Linked DNA regions of Homo sapiens: region 2 is linked to region 1. Evidence: read pairs that join two places in POLR2A ChIA-PET (ENCODE). Cell type or tissue: MCF 10A. All regions are shown on one strand.

What was found. Peaks named below come from ENCODE experiments on the same cell type or tissue, not always from the same donor. Only the 100,000 strongest peaks of a DNase experiment are listed, where the experiment ranks them.
Region 2: POLR2A ChIA-PET joins it to region 1 with 6 read pairs; 6 of 35 experiments call an interaction of 5 or more read pairs at or near these places.

The regions. Positions count from the first base shown.
Region 1 is chr20:45,517,355-45,519,854 of GRCh38, reverse strand. All of the region lies in intron 1 of LOC107987282 (a long non-coding RNA gene), which reads right to left. Among named protein-coding and RNA genes, the nearest start is that of SPINT3, 3.0 kb to the right of the region's middle. In MCF 10A, no CTCF peak of the experiment used is centred here; a DNase peak (open chromatin) is centred at 1,364.
Region 2 is chr20:45,357,129-45,359,628 of GRCh38, reverse strand. No RefSeq gene overlaps it. Among named protein-coding and RNA genes, the nearest start is that of SYS1, 4.8 kb to the left of the region's middle. In MCF 10A, no CTCF peak of the experiment used is centred here; DNase peaks (open chromatin) are centred at 528, 1,188 and 2,068.

The DNA.
Region 1 (2,500 bases):
TATATCCCATTTTCAAAATGTTACCATTAGGGGAAACTAGGGAAACATTTCAAAATGTTAACATTAGGGGAAACCATATTATTTCTTACACCTGTACGTGAATTTATAATTATCTCAATAAAAATTTGAATTAAAGAAAATATAGGCAAAATAAAGACTTTCCCATATAAACAAAAACTGAGAGGAGGTGATGCTTCTCGTGGACTAGACTTTTTCCTTAAGACTGAAAGGATATGAGCCCAGATGGTAATTTGGATCCACAGGAAGGAATGAAAAACACCAGAAATGGTAAGTATGTAAATATAAAAGTGTGTATATGTGTATATAAGGGCATGTGTGTGTATGTGTGTGTGTGTGTATGTGGTCTTCTCTTGATTATAACAATGCTATAATAGACATAAATGTAATATATATGACAACAAAAGCACAAAGGAGGGGCAGGAAATAGAGCTATACTGGTGCAACGTTACTATATTTTACCAGAATTAAATGAATTGCCTGACATATGGTGCTCATAAGATGTTAGTCCCCTTCTTCCTTCTACAAAAGAGAAAGGTCATTTGGAGGTTAGAACCTGAAGGGTGAAACTTTATTCTTTCAAAATCCCACCCTTATTTACTTCCTCCTTCCTTAAACCAGCCAAATTAATGGGTCTCAATCAAAAGTAAGTTAATTGGGGCTGGGCTCGGTGGCGCTAGCCTGTAATCCCAGCACTTTGGGAGGCCGAGCTGGGTGGATCACTTGAGGTCAGGAGTTCGGGATCAGCCTGGCCAACACGGTGAAAGCCCGTCTCTACTAAAAATACAAAAATTAGCCAGGCGTGGTGGCACACGTCTGTAATCCCAGCTACTCGGGAGGCTGAGGCGGGGGAATCTCTTGAACCCAGGAGGTGGAGGCTGCAGTGAGCCAAGATCACGCCACTGAACTCCAGACTTCCAGACTGGGTGACAGAGCAAGACTCCATCTCAAAAAAAAAAAAAAAAAAAAAAAGTAGTAAGTGAATTGGAAGCGGAGCAGGGTTGAAATATTACCTATGGTGTACAGTATTCACTCTTCAGGCCCAGGCTTCACCACTGTGCAATATGTCCATGTAACAAACCTGCACATGTAGCTCCTGAATTTATTAAAGTTTTTAAAAAAATAATGTAATGATTTTTCACATACATGCACACACATATGGTTGACATAGGGTTAGTAAGATTCCTGCAATGAATATAAGTGCTAGATAACTAGCTAGGGCTGCCTTCTAGCTGCTCTAACGTGTTTTTAATAAATCTTACACTTGCCCTCCCCTTTCTGGAATTACAATAACACTGCCACCCAGATCTCCTGAGAAAGAGCCAATTCACTGAGTCATGACCAAAGATCCCCAGGGCAACCTGAGTACAGAATGAGCTTTTCAAGGGCCAGGTCCTGTTGCACCTTCCCACAAGGCCTGTTTGGCCAAACGAGTACAGACACACCTCATCAGGCACTGCCCCTCACTGCACTGGATCCTTATCATGCTGTTAATGTTGGAAATATTATTATAATTTTTTAAAAAAGTGTTTGTATCTATTGCTCTTCTGCAGGGTTTCCTAACCTTGGCAAGATTAACATTTGATGCCAAATGTGAGGGCTGTCCTGAGCAGTATAGGGTGTTTAGCAATATCTCTGCCTCAACACACTAGAAGCCAGTAGATGCCCCCAATCAAAAATGTCTCTAGACATTGCCGAGTGTCCTTGGGGGCAGTATCACTCCCTCCCCTGCTTTCCTGAATAGTACGTTTAAAGGCAGCTTCTCACTTCCTGATCCATTGCCCCAGAGGAGGCAACACTGCAGGAAGCTCTCAGCCAAGGATCATCAATAGGCGCCCCCGCCTTTCCTCTGCCTGCACAACAAGTGACAGTCTATTTATTTCTTCCTTCTATCATTATTTTGTTTTCTGATGAACAGATTTGATCACCCAAGAGGGCTAAGAAAGGCGATATCAAGGATAATGCTGGTGGACCCCTCAAAGTGCAAAAGAAGTTATACCAAAGAGATGTTGCAATGTAGGCTTCAGAAGTGCCTTCAAGGAAATAAATGTGGGGTAAACAGCAAAGATCAATAGATAATGAGAGGATCGACCAACAATTGTATAAGCTATAGTTAGAGAAAGCAATGGCCAAGGAATGAGTATCATGGTTCTAGGGAATTTAAAGAAAAGGAAGAGCTATAACTAATGTGCAAAGATGGGGAAAACATTTCTGTAGCAACTAAGTATGCTGCTGATCCAGTTAGCACCCCCATTTTCAAAAAGGCATCATTGCCACACACACACACGCATCCCTTGCAAAAGACATATACCTGTGTGTGCATTCACAATGTGTGAGGCATTTGAATATTTATTGAACACTTGCACCAATTCTGGGAAGTATGCTAAAGCAACATAATTAACCCCAATTTATAGATGAGAAAACTGAGGCTGGAAGACGTTAAATGACTTGCCCAGGTCAAGAGTAGCTGGACTTAAATCAA
Region 2 (2,500 bases), 160 kb after region 1:
CTGGTGGGTCCCAGTATCCCAAACTATCAAATGAAAGAGGGACATTGGACTCCGACTTGCAGATGCTGTCATGGCCCTGTGCCATCTGAATCACCTGAGGAACATACTGGATATTCAAATTTCCAGTCCTTGTTTGCAAACCTAAGTCCAGTTCAAGTCTCCCAAAGCAGAGTGTGGAAATCTGTGTATTTAGAGAGCTCCCCAAGTGATTCAGAGGTGCACCCACATTTGATAACTACAGCACAAGATGATCTGTAGTTGACCCTAAACCGGCTCCTTCATCCAACAGAAAACTGCTCTGTGACCTTGGCGAGTCACATTCCGGCTTCAGGGTTTTCTTCCATCTGTAATATGAGGGGATTGGATTTGAATAGCTAGCTGGTCTACGAGGGTTCTTCCTACGCTGCCAAGTCTGTGGTTCCAAACTTATGAATGAAATGTTAAACTTCAGGTCAGAGGCAGAGTGACGAAAAGCCACAAGCTGGGACAAACTGTCCTTTGGGTGGAGGGGAGGGGAGTGCCTCTGGTCACTTGGTCTCTTTCGTCACTTTCACACTGGGGCCCCACTGCATGCATGTAAGGACAATCGCTAAGGTCACCTTCTGGATCCACCCCCATAAATCCCTTGGGAAATGTTCTCCCATAGGCCCATAGGCTTGAGAGCCCTGCTTAGATTCGAATCCTGGCTCTCTGGCTGTCTTGCTGTCCTGCTGGGTGACCTTGGGAAAGTTACTTCATGTCTCTGAGTCTCAGTTGGTTTCCTCTTCTATAAAGTGGAGTTCAGAATAGTACCCATGTTATGGGCTGTCCTGAGGGTCAAATGTGTGCTTAGTCCACTGCCTGATATGCAGTGGGCACTATGTTAACCTCAGCAATGTTAATATGATTGTTATTATTTCTTCCTCTGGAATGTGGGAACGGAAATGCCTGATCTCAGATTTATGGCAAGGATCTAACAATGTATCAGACAAGTCAAGCCCGGTGGCTGGCCCATAGTAAGAGCACATTAAATGTGATACCTTCTCTTCCTCCTCTCACCCCTACTGTCGTGTTCTCTAGATCCCTCCCTCTCTCCCTTCCTCCCCCTCTCCCTTCCTCCCCCGCTAGGCTGCCCTACTGCCCTGCTCACATGTTTCCTTTCAGGGAATATTTGATGAAGACACTTCAGTAGAAACACGTGTCTCAGGGACACGTTATGCAACTCTGTGCTCACAGGTTTTTGGAAACCCCACGTGGGAGGCTTGGAGTTGGCTGCCTGTCCTCTACATCGGTGACCATCCTGGGCTCTGGCCAGTGAGTTCCTCTCTTAGAAGGAAAACTGGAGAGAGAGCTCATTAGCTGCCTGGTTTCTCCTCCAGACCGAAAACCCCTTTGTTACCCAGGTTGCTTTAAGTGCTGTTTGTGTCTGTGTTTGGGGAGGAATATTTGCTGAGCATCTACTGTATGACAGGCACTTATATAATTTAATCCTTATTTAATTTCTAAAACAAGCCTGTGAGTTGAGAACTATTAATAGCCCCACTGAACACATGCAGATCCTGAGGCTCAGAGAAGGGACATTTACCCAGAGCCATGCTGCCAGTGAGTGGTAGAGCTGAACTCCAACCCAGGCCAGTTTGACTCCACACACTATTCCTTCTCAGTGTGTAACAAAAAGCGCACTGAAGGCCAGGCAAGGTGGTTCATGCCTGTAATTCCAACACTTTGGGAGGCTGAGGTGGGTGGATCCACCTGCAATCAGGAGTTGGCGGCCAGCCTGGCCAACATGGAGAAACCCTGTCTGTACAAAAAATACAAAAATTAGCCAGGAGTGGTGGTGCATGCCTGTAATCCCAGCTACTTGGGAGGCTGAGGCAGGAGAATTGCTTGAACCTGCGAGGCAGAGGTTGCAGTGAGCTGAGATTGTACCACTGCACTCCAGCCTGGGTGACAGAGTGAGACTCTGTCTCAAAAAAAAAAAAAGGCACTGGACATTACAGTGACATACAGCTTTCATCTACCTGACCTCATCTTATTGTTGCAACAGCCCCAGGGATGTAGGTATAAACATTGTCCACATGTTACAGGTAAGGAAATTGAGGCTTAGAGAAGGAAGTGACTCACACTCAGTACACATTGAGGTGTGGCATGTCTTGTCAGCTGGAATAATCAAAAGTTAAGAAACATCTGGGGTGTCTGTCTTTCCACTCTAACTTTCCACCCCAACCTCCCTGTTCTTTCCTTCACACCAGAGGGAGTCAGGAAACTGGTTTTCTGTGTTCTGTGTCTAATGATCAGGGGTTTTCTGCAAACCCTCTATCTATGCAGGGTGGATGATGCCAGGCATGACAGTGGGTGGAAGGACCTCTGAGTACAGCCATCCCTCAGCATCCATGGGTGGTTGGTTCCAGGACTCCTGGCAGATATGAAAACCCAGAGAAGCTCAAATCCTTTATATAAAATGGTATAGTATTTGCATATAGTCTATGCAATCTTCCCACATTCTTTAAGTCATCTCTAA